Linked DNA regions of Homo sapiens: region 2 is linked to region 1. The links are chromatin contacts, found by Hi-C or POLR2A ChIA-PET in ENCODE. All regions are on one chromosome and are shown on one strand. The core of a region is the stretch at or near the end of the contact, and the rest is flanking DNA. Distances in the headings are between cores, read along the strand shown. Region 1 has its middle 60 kb from the start of ANGPTL1. Region 2 has its middle 24 kb from the start of FAM20B.

Region 1 (4,990 bases), core at 2,440-4,939:
GAGGCCCTTGTATAAAATGCAGACTTCTGAATGCCACCCCACCAGCCAAATCAGAATCTGAGGCCAGAGTCTGCTGCACACTAAAATGTGCACCTGATTTGCCCACAGCCCAAGTTAAACTAGAAGTAACAGTTGCTGAATTTGCTTTATTATTGCCTGATTGTCAGACCCAAGCTTTTCAGAAACCATTGGCATCTGTGTTAAGCTGTTGTGGGAGAAAGACAGACAAGCAAGTCGTCATTTTTATTGCCAGAAACTATTCTGAGATTTTAATGTGAAAAGTGGAAATTTTTTAATTGAGTTAGAAGAAAAACCTGGAGATTCGTGAACAATTAACAATAGGTGCAATCAATGAACCCCCTGCCAGCCGTTAAGCCTTCTAGTAGCCATGTTTTATGACTTTATGTAACCTAAATCATGTTTTAACAAATTTTAACCACAAAAGCATGGGGTTAGTATTTCCATTTTAAAAGAGAAATGACTACACTTTTGAGGGTGATTGTATCTCCCTGGATCTTTGAATTAGCCTAAGAAAATATCCAAATATGGCCTGGTGCAATTTGAATTGAGACCTCTGATTCTAGACTAACTTGCTAGGGTACAGTTAATGAAGTTCTGTCTCATTCCAAATCAAAATACTGTACTGCACTTGAGTAACAAATTCTATGTGCTTCCTTGCTTTTACTTAAAACTGATTCCCCTCTTAAAGGAAAACTCATTTCTGTCTCTCTGTTTTTCCTTCTCTAAAAGGAGCCTTTTATTCTGTGTTCATATTGGTTAAAGTAGTCTCCGAGTGCCCTTTGTTATTTGAGCTGCCTGGTAGCAGGAGGGCTTCTGCAGTCATGGGACTTTCCCAGGGGCACATCTTACTATTGTTTGAAAGTGACATGAGGTTCCCTGTTACAGCACAAGCTTATTTTACCCACTCCCTCTCTCTGAACTCACAGAAAAGGGAAAAGGACAGTTAGGAGAACATATCAAATGATGAGAGTGTTTCATAACATACTGAGCTGTGCATTTTGAAGCAGTAAAGAGGATTTTTCCAGTAACACTAATCCACAGCAATTTAGAAACCATCAGTACATACACCTGTTCCTGAAGGCAGTCATGAGCTTTCCAGGCTCCTTTAAATATGGAAGAGAAATACCTCCAGTAGTGCCTAAACCAAATAATCTCTCTTCCCTTATACTTCTATTGTTAGAGTTTAATCTTTCATGTTAGCCTTTTTTTTTTCATTTTTTGTCAGTGTGCATCTCACTTTTGGATTTCCACTTAATCTTTCATTTGTTTACAGTGCAGTTGTCTCCCTTCATATTTTATTTAGATCAGTGGTTCTTAAGTTTGGCTGCAATTTAGAATCACCTAGCGAGTTTTTAAAAGTCCCAGTTCTCAGGCTGCACACCAGACCAATTCTATCAGAATCTGTGGGTGGGAGGCCAGGCTAGGATCCAGGCATTAACAATTTTTGAAAGCTCCCCCAGGTGACCTGAATATCTAGCTCAGGTTGAGAACCAATATTTAGATTGTTGGTCTATAAGCATTACAGAGACTTTTGAACAGTGGTCCTCAAACTTTAGAGGGCAACAGAATCCCTGGAGGACTTATTAAAACACATAAATTAAAAATTGGATTAGAAAGGGAAGCATCAGAGGATCCATCCTGAGCTCTGCGTGAATGTGAATGGGGTCCCTTCGATATCATGATTATATGAGTTGGGGGATGGGAGGGCACAAAAGAAGACACCACCCAACCCTTAGGAAGCTCAGGATCTTGCAAAGGAGGTAGAGCTCACACCTGGGCAGCAGCAAGTTTTCTGAGCAGCCATGAAGCAGCAGAGAGAGCCTGGGGCTGACAATGCCTTTACTCCCATTCTGTCAGAGGTGTTTGAACCAGAGCAACTCCATCTTGAGTAGGGGCTGGGTAAAATGAGACCTACTGGTCATCTGCATTCCCAGATGGTTAAGGCATTCTAAATCACAGGATGAGATAGGGAGTCGGCACAAGATACAGGCCATAAAGACCTTGCTTGTAAAACAGGTTGTAGTAAAGAAGCCAGCCAAGACCCACCAAAAGCAAGATGGCCATGAGAGTGACCTTTGGTCATCCGCACTGCTACACTCCCACCAGCGCCATGGGAGCTTACAAATGCCATGGCAATGTTAGGAAGTTACTCTATATGGTCTAAAAAGGGGAGGCATGAATAACGAATAATCCACCCCTTGTTTAGCATATCATCAAGAAATAACCATAAAAATGGGCAACCAGCAGCCCTCGGGGCTGCTCTGTCTATGGAGTAGCCATTCTTTATTCCTCTACTTTCTTAGTAAACTTGCTTTCACTTTACTCTGTGGACTGGCCCTGCATTCTTTATTGCACAAGATCCAAGGGCCCTCTCTTGGGGTCTGGATCAGGACCCCTTTCCTGTAACAGTTCCATCTGGGGCAGATCACCTAACCTCCCCTGAAGTTCCATGCTGACTTCTGCAAAATTGGAACATTAACAGTGTTTTGACTGCTTGCAACAGTGTAGTTACTCGCAAAAGGATTATTTGAAAACATCCATAATTCCCTTTCCCCCTCCCTAACAATAACAAAATATTTTGAAACTACAAAAAGAAAAAATGGTTTTGTATTTGAATGTGTTAAATAGGGCCATTTCCTCTCCAGTTCACTACAGTCCCCACCACTCACTATAGCCTTCTTTTTTTTTTTTTTTTTCACTCTTGTTGACCAGGCTGGAGTGCAATGGCACGATCGCAGCTCACTGCAACCTCCACCTCCCGGGTTCAAGTGATTCTTCTGCCTCAGCATCCTGAGTAGCTGAGATTACAGGCATGCAGCACCACACCTGGCTAATTTTTGTATTTTTAGTAGAGACGAGGTTTCACCATGTTGGTCAGGCTGGTCTCGAACTCCTGAGCTCAGATGATCCACCCGCCTCAGCCTCCCGAAGTGCTGGGATGACAGGCATGGGCCACCGCACCCGGCCCCTATAGTCTTTTGACTGATGTTTCTTTACCAACTCAGGTGTTGTCATGTGATGCCTAGAACTGGGCATCCCATCTTATGACCAAGATAAAGGCTGGCCCTTGAGCAAAGCTGGTCCTCAGAGAACAGAAGGGAAAGATGGAAAGAACCTAGCCCCATAATGATTTTCTTGTGCTACTGAACTAACCCTACAAGAGCCTTACTTCTGGACTTTTAAGAAAGAAAAAAGAAAAATGGGAGAAAGATAGGGAAGAAGAAAAAAGGAGAGAAAGGAGAAAAAAGAGAGGAGAGGGAGGGAGGAAAGAAGGAGGGAAAAAGAGGAAGAAGAAAGGGGGAAAAACATCAGCCACCTTTAAGAATTTTACATGTGCTGGTAAGAAATAATATAGCTTAAAAAATAGATTTCTGCTTGTGTAGCCCAATTTATTAATTTTTAAAACTATGATCAGATGGTATTGATTAGTGGTCTCAAAATAAGGGAGAGAAACACCTATTTCTTGTGTTATTTTTTATTAAAGCAGGGAACAAATGGGACCTTCACAGTCCTTAAAGATGAAATACCCCCAAACCAAACCAGAGTTCACTGGCAAAGCAAAGCAGTGTCCTTACATCTCGGAGGGCCCTGACCCGCCTCTGTCCCGAACCCCACCAGCAGCGGCTCTGCTAGAAAGGGAACATTTTGTTCCTTTATTGTGGTAAACCAGACCCAGGGCCCCGCTGGTTCTCAAGTCAGCTGTGAAGCTGACACACTGCCTCTCAGGGTCAGTTTGGCCCCCACAGCAGGCCCTGGGGAAGCAGCCACGCCCTCAGCTCCCTTGGGGCCCTGTCTTCCATTCCTTAACAGGACCAGCTTCTTCAGAGACTCTGGACTCTCATAAACGTTGAAGCCAGATTGTTTCCCTCTTTGCTTTTGTTTTGATGTATTTTTAAATAATTAGGCTTTTACTCTCAAGTATTTTCATTCTCCATCACTGGCTGAGGGGCAGCTCTCACACCACACTAGGGCAAGGCATGCTACTATGGTATCCAGTAAACAGTTGCCAAACAAAGTCAAAAGTTCTCTTTGGCCAAAGCCAAAATCAAGTTCTCTTTTGTACTTGTTGTTCTTCCATCTGCCCTGAGCTATGTCATAGCTGTCAAAATATGTCACCCCCTGCACCTCCGTGCAGGGTTTAAGAAAAGCAGCTCCTTGGACTTTTGCCAGCGACTTTCTTGCAACATCTTAATTATCCATTTTTTGCTTAGCAAGTAAGTCTAGAAAGAACTGCTTCTTTTATTCTTGGAAAGTAAGTACTTGGGAATGTTCAATGAAAACCAGTATGTGCTGAACTCCTGCTCTGTGCTAGGTTCTGGGGAAGGGGAGGCAGTCCCTGACCAAGGGGATCTCACAGTCAGTGAGGAGAGTGTCCCCTGAGGTCGCTGGGAAGAAGCAACACATTTCCCTGTCCAGTGGCAACTACCTCCTCATCACCTAATCCCTGCGCCCGGAGCACAAACTCATCCTAAGCAAAGGCAACTGAGCAGCTGTTTTCCTGTTCACCCCACCTCAGGTCCTCACTACTTTCCTACCGATACCATTCTAAGTTCCCAACGCATTTTGTGAAAGTAAGTCAGTTTGATTCATCATATAGTCATTGGTTCTGATGTTGTGGTTCTAAGCTTATTTTATACATTGTTATCTAATTTATTCTTTCTTAACAACCCTGTATAGTAGAGATACTTCTTCTTGAATTACAACCAGAAAATTTGGAGAGGTTGAAGAACTTGCCTACAGTCACCCAGTAAGGAGGTGGAGCCAGGATTCAAACTCTGGTCTGATTCTCGGCCCTGGTGGACACTGGCTTTCAGAGCTGTAACTTGCAGTTTTGGTGCCCAGAACCTGCAGCACAAAAGCTCCGCAAATGACTTTGTGATTTATTATGAAACTCAAAGAAAGAACAAGCTTCCTACTTTAATTTTCCTTGCTAATGACAGTTTTCAGCTGAAGAAATCCATGTGCTGTC
Region 2 (4,446 bases), core at 1,606-4,105, 71 kb after region 1:
ATCTAAGGAGAAATTGAGTTGAGAGTATGTTCACTTATGTGATTTGCAGTCACTTTCAAGTATAGTTTCTAGCAGCCCCTCCCTCAGTCAAGGAATGGCTTCTAGGGGCATCTCCATTGTCTACTGTATTGACTTAATACCAAAGGTCCTATCCAAATATAAATGTGACTTTCAATACCTGGCACCGGAAGTAGGTGGGAAGTGGAACAGAAAGAATGTTGAAAACATATGGAGTCAGAAGCTAGTTTGTAGAAAATTCTTTCAGCTATGGTAAATGTAAAAGGCAGGGTTCGCTTTTCACTGATGTCTAGTCAACATTTTCTTCTTCCAGGATATTCCCCCTTGCTGTGACTATTTTTTTTTTTCTTTTTTGAGATGGAGTCTCCCTCTGCTGCCAGGCTGGAGTGCAGTGATGCAATCTCGGCTCACTGCAACCTCTGCCTCTTGAGTTCAAGCAGTTATACTGCCTCAGCCTCCTGAGTAGCTAGGACTACAAGCGCCCGCCACCATGCCCAGCTAATTTTTGTATTTTTAGTAGAGACGGAGTTTCACCATGTTGGCCAGGATGGTCTTGATCTCTTGACCTCGTGATCTGCCCTCCTTGGCCTCCCAAAATGCTGGGATTACAGGCGTGAGCCACCGTGCCCGGCCTTTTTTTCTTTCTTTCTTTCTTCCTTTTTTTTTTTTTCTGAGATGGAGTTTCGCTGTTGTTGCCCAGGCTGGAGTGCAACGGTGCAATCTCAGCTCAATGCAACCTCTGCCTCCTGGGTTCAAGCGATTCTCCTGCCTCAGCCTCCTGAGTAGCTGGGATTACAGGCATGCACTACCACGCCTGGATAATTTTTTGTATTTTTAGTAGAGACGGGGTTTTTCCATGTTGGTCAGGCTGGTCTTGAACTCCTGACCTCAGGTGATCCACCCGCCTCGGCCTCCCAAAGTGCTGGGATTACAGGTGTGAGCCACCATGCCTGACCTGTCGTGACTATTCTTAATACTGCTGCGAATACAATTATAAACGCACTGTACATTTATTTATTTGTTGGGATTGAAAAAATAGAATGTATGAAATTCTTGAGTTAACCATAAACCTATAGCAATATTACAGAAATTTTTGATCAACTATGCTGGAAAAAACACTAAATTATCTTTCTATTATTTCTATAGAAAATGGCACTACAAAATTGTTGGCATTTGAAGCGGTCATCAAAGAGTAGGCAGACAGAAGCACATGGAAAAATATTATAGAAGTGTATCAGTTAATAAAAACGTGAATTTTCTGGATTTTGTGATGTTTGTGGTATTTGTCAGCCTTTAAAAATTTATAACTTGATGTCATCTATTTTCTCATTCTAAATATTTACTTTTATATTCAACTTTGTATTTTTTTATTTTGTGTTATTTTTCTTGAAGAGATCTCCAAATTATATAAGCTTCAGACTTCACAAAACTTGATCTGTGCCTGGACTGTGGTGTGGGGCCCAGGGATTTATACCAACAGCCATTCTTGGCCCTCAGCAGCCTCTAGGGTCCCTAGCCCATTCTCCAAAGTCCGCATCCCAGCCCTCATCTCAGGCCCTGAGAGCCATCAACAACATAAGGCTGAGGAACTCTTTGCTTCTCTGGGGAGCAGGAGGGTGGGTGAGCCAGTGAGACATGCATTTGCTGGATTAGACCTCTGGGGACTTTTCCCCCAGCAAAGTCCTGCCTGGCAGGGTGGTTGGCCATTGTGTCAGTACCCACCACCCTCCTGTGAAGGGTGAGCCCCTGGCCCTTGTGGCCTGGGCTGAGGTCTCAACCACCAGCAGCAGTACTTGAGGCTGAGTCTGCTGTAGACTTTAAAAACAGGACTGGTGGCCAGACACAGTGGCTTATGCCTATAATCTCAGCATTTTGGGAGGCCAAGGCAGGAGAATTGCTTGAGCCCAGGAGTTCAAGACCAGCCTGGGCAACATAGGGAAACCTCGCCTCTAGAAAAACTTTTTAAAAGCCAGGCATGGGGCCAGGCGCGGTGGCTCACTCCTGTGATCCCAGCACTTTGGGAGGCCGAGGTGGGAGGATCACTTGAGGTCAGGAGTTTGTGACCAGTCTGGCCACCATGGTGAAGCCCCATATCTACTAAAAATACAAAAATTAGCAGGACGTGGTGGCACATGCCTGTAATCCCAGATACCCGAGAGGCTGAGGCAAGAGAATCGCTTGAACCTGGGAGGCGGAGTTTGCAGTGAGCCAAGAAGGTGCCACTGCACTTCAGCCTGGGCGACAGAGCAAGACCCTATCTCAAAAAATAATTTTTAAAAACCCAGGCATGGTGGCGCATGCCTACAGTCCCAGCTACTCGGGAGGCTGAGGCCTGCTTGAGCCTGGGAAGCCGAGGCTGCAGTGAGCTGTGATCATCCCACTGCACTCCAGCCTGGGTGACAGAGCAATACCCCATCTCCAAAACAAAAACAAAAACAAAAACAAAAAACAGGACCAGCAGGAATAGTCTGCTGTGGATTGGGACCCCTGAATGTTCCAGAGGGATTTAAGTGTGCGGAATTCAGACGTCTTCCCTGTTGTGGCTGGCCTTCCCGCCTCCCCAGCCGTCTGCCCGAATGAGTGCTTACTAATGAGCCAGAGAGCTCTGAGCCGGCCTGTGTAGGGCATCCATGCAGGGCTCCAGGGGCCCCTCTCAGTGAAACAACATGACTGTGAAAACAATCTGCTGCTCTTCTTCTTCACCCTGACCTTGGGTCATTCTGGCGTAAAAGATTACTTTGCTCCCAGCCTCGGGGAAGTTTTTGTACAATTAGCTACAACTCGGCAGAAAGACCCTGCAGAGAGAGCCCTGGGGTCACCAACTCAAGCATGAAAGGACACTGACCCCGTGTGGTCATGTTTGGAGGTGCAGCACGGGGAGAGAGGAAAGGCCCCGGCACGGTCCTTTGGCCAAACGACCCCTGCAGGCCCTCCCTGACCGACCTTGCTCTGTCCCTGCTCACTTCACAAGACCCTGGGGAGAGGACCTGGCCCTATCAGGGCCTGCTGACTCGTTCTCCCCTGGCGAAATGTCCCCACCAGGTGCTCTCAACTCTGGGGTATGACTTCACAGGCCATTTGAGTTCAGATGGGTAAGGCGTGTAGGAAATGAGCTCAAAGGGTAGGATGGATTTTGATGGGGTAAGAAGAGAGTGTTTCTCACTCACCCAAAGCACTGAGCACAGTGTCCCAAACATAATGTGGAGTAAACACGCGCATGCACACGTGCACTTCAGGTGCAGGAGACAGCCTAAGCAGGGGCAGGCAGGCAGGCAGGTATGGAATGTGCATGGAGGGCTGGAGAGTGGAGCTGCTTTTCTGCGGAGATTTCAGGTTAGGTGGAGCACTGAGCTGAATTTTCTAGAAGCTGGATTCCTAAGCCCCAGTTCTGGGCTCTTTCTCTGACCACACAGCTGTGTAGAAGGAAAGGGGCCTGAGTTCTGCCATCTGGGCTAGGAGTCGGTATAGAGCCAGCCAGTTGTAGCATTTCTGATTCCATCTGAATTCCTAACACATCAAAATCAGATTCCATTCTGGACATTCGTTTTTTTGTTGACGCTGTGATTGAGGTCTCATAAAAAGAAGGTGCCATGCCTAGGACAAATGAGGAAGGAGAGGCTCAGAAAAGTTAAATAGCTGTGTCTTAAGTCACAGCCACTCAGTGTGTGAAAAGCCAAGCTGGGGTTTGAACATGATAAAAATACACCATGGCCGCTGGGCTCCAAAGTGCAACCTGCAGCTTCTAAAGGAACTAAAACCTAACTTGTTTCCTTCTCCCCCAGCTCAATCCACTCTCCCCGCTGTAGCAGAGCCATCGCCTCAAGGCAAATTGCATCCCACTGCTCAAAACTGAGCAACTCTTCTCTGGTCTCAGGATAAAAATGGTATGTGTGTCTTGGCTTCACAGACCTCCCTAACCTCACCCCTTGCTCTCGCCACATCACTCGCCATTCTTCCCTCCTGTGACATGGAACTTCAGCCTTGGTTCCATGCCTTGGCCTCCCAAAATGCTGAGATTATAGGCAGTTCCCTAAACAGCCAGCCTCTCAGATGTGGAGGACCTTGATTTGTAAACAAATCACCAGGGGATTTTGATAAAATACAGATTCCAATTCACCAAGCCTGGTTTGGGGGTCCAGGTTCTGAAGCTCTAAGAAGCTCCCAGGTAGTATGAATCTTCCAGGTCCACAGACCACAGGTGAGTAAAGAGGTGCTAAACACACCATGTTCCCCTCACCTTTGACCGCCACCAAACTTCCTTTGATCTGAAACTTTTCTCCTTCCTCCCCAAGGCCCCCTCCTGTATCTTTCACCCGGGTGGTAAGGCTACTTCCTCTCCAGGCCTCAGCTTAGGTGCTGCTGCCTCCCGGAAGTACTCTTAACCCCTTTGAGAATGATTAGGTCATGTCTTATCTGTTAGAGATGCAA

The links. Hi-C counts contacts between places; a loop is a spot of excess contacts on that map. ChIA-PET counts read pairs that join two places held with the same protein, here RNA polymerase II (POLR2A). Pooled maps may share reads with other maps.
Region 2: a map of ascending aorta shows a loop between it and region 1 (2.1-fold over the local background). The contact joins two enhancer-like sites. A Hi-C loop is called at or near these places in 6 of 168 maps with a recorded cell type or tissue (HepG2, aorta, ascending aorta and 3 more), 1 of 37 single-sample maps with no recorded cell type and 8 of 50 pooled maps. POLR2A ChIA-PET finds 5 or more read pairs at or near these places in 3 of 52 experiments (BJ, OCI-LY7 and activated T-cell).

What each region holds. Positions count from the first base shown.
Region 1 is chr1:178,928,329-178,933,318 of GRCh38, forward strand. No RefSeq gene overlaps it. Among named protein-coding and RNA genes, the nearest start is that of ANGPTL1, 60 kb to the left of the region's middle. Within about 2 kb of position 3,690, at least 20 of the 41 ENCODE cell types and tissues checked have a DNase peak (open chromatin) inside an H3K27ac peak, as active enhancers do.
Region 2 is chr1:179,000,001-179,004,446 of GRCh38, forward strand. No RefSeq gene overlaps it. Among named protein-coding and RNA genes, the nearest start is that of FAM20B, 24 kb to the right of the region's middle. RefSeq lists a silencer at 2,936-3,035. Within about 2 kb of position 2,856, at least 5 of the 41 ENCODE cell types and tissues checked have a DNase peak (open chromatin) inside an H3K27ac peak, as active enhancers do.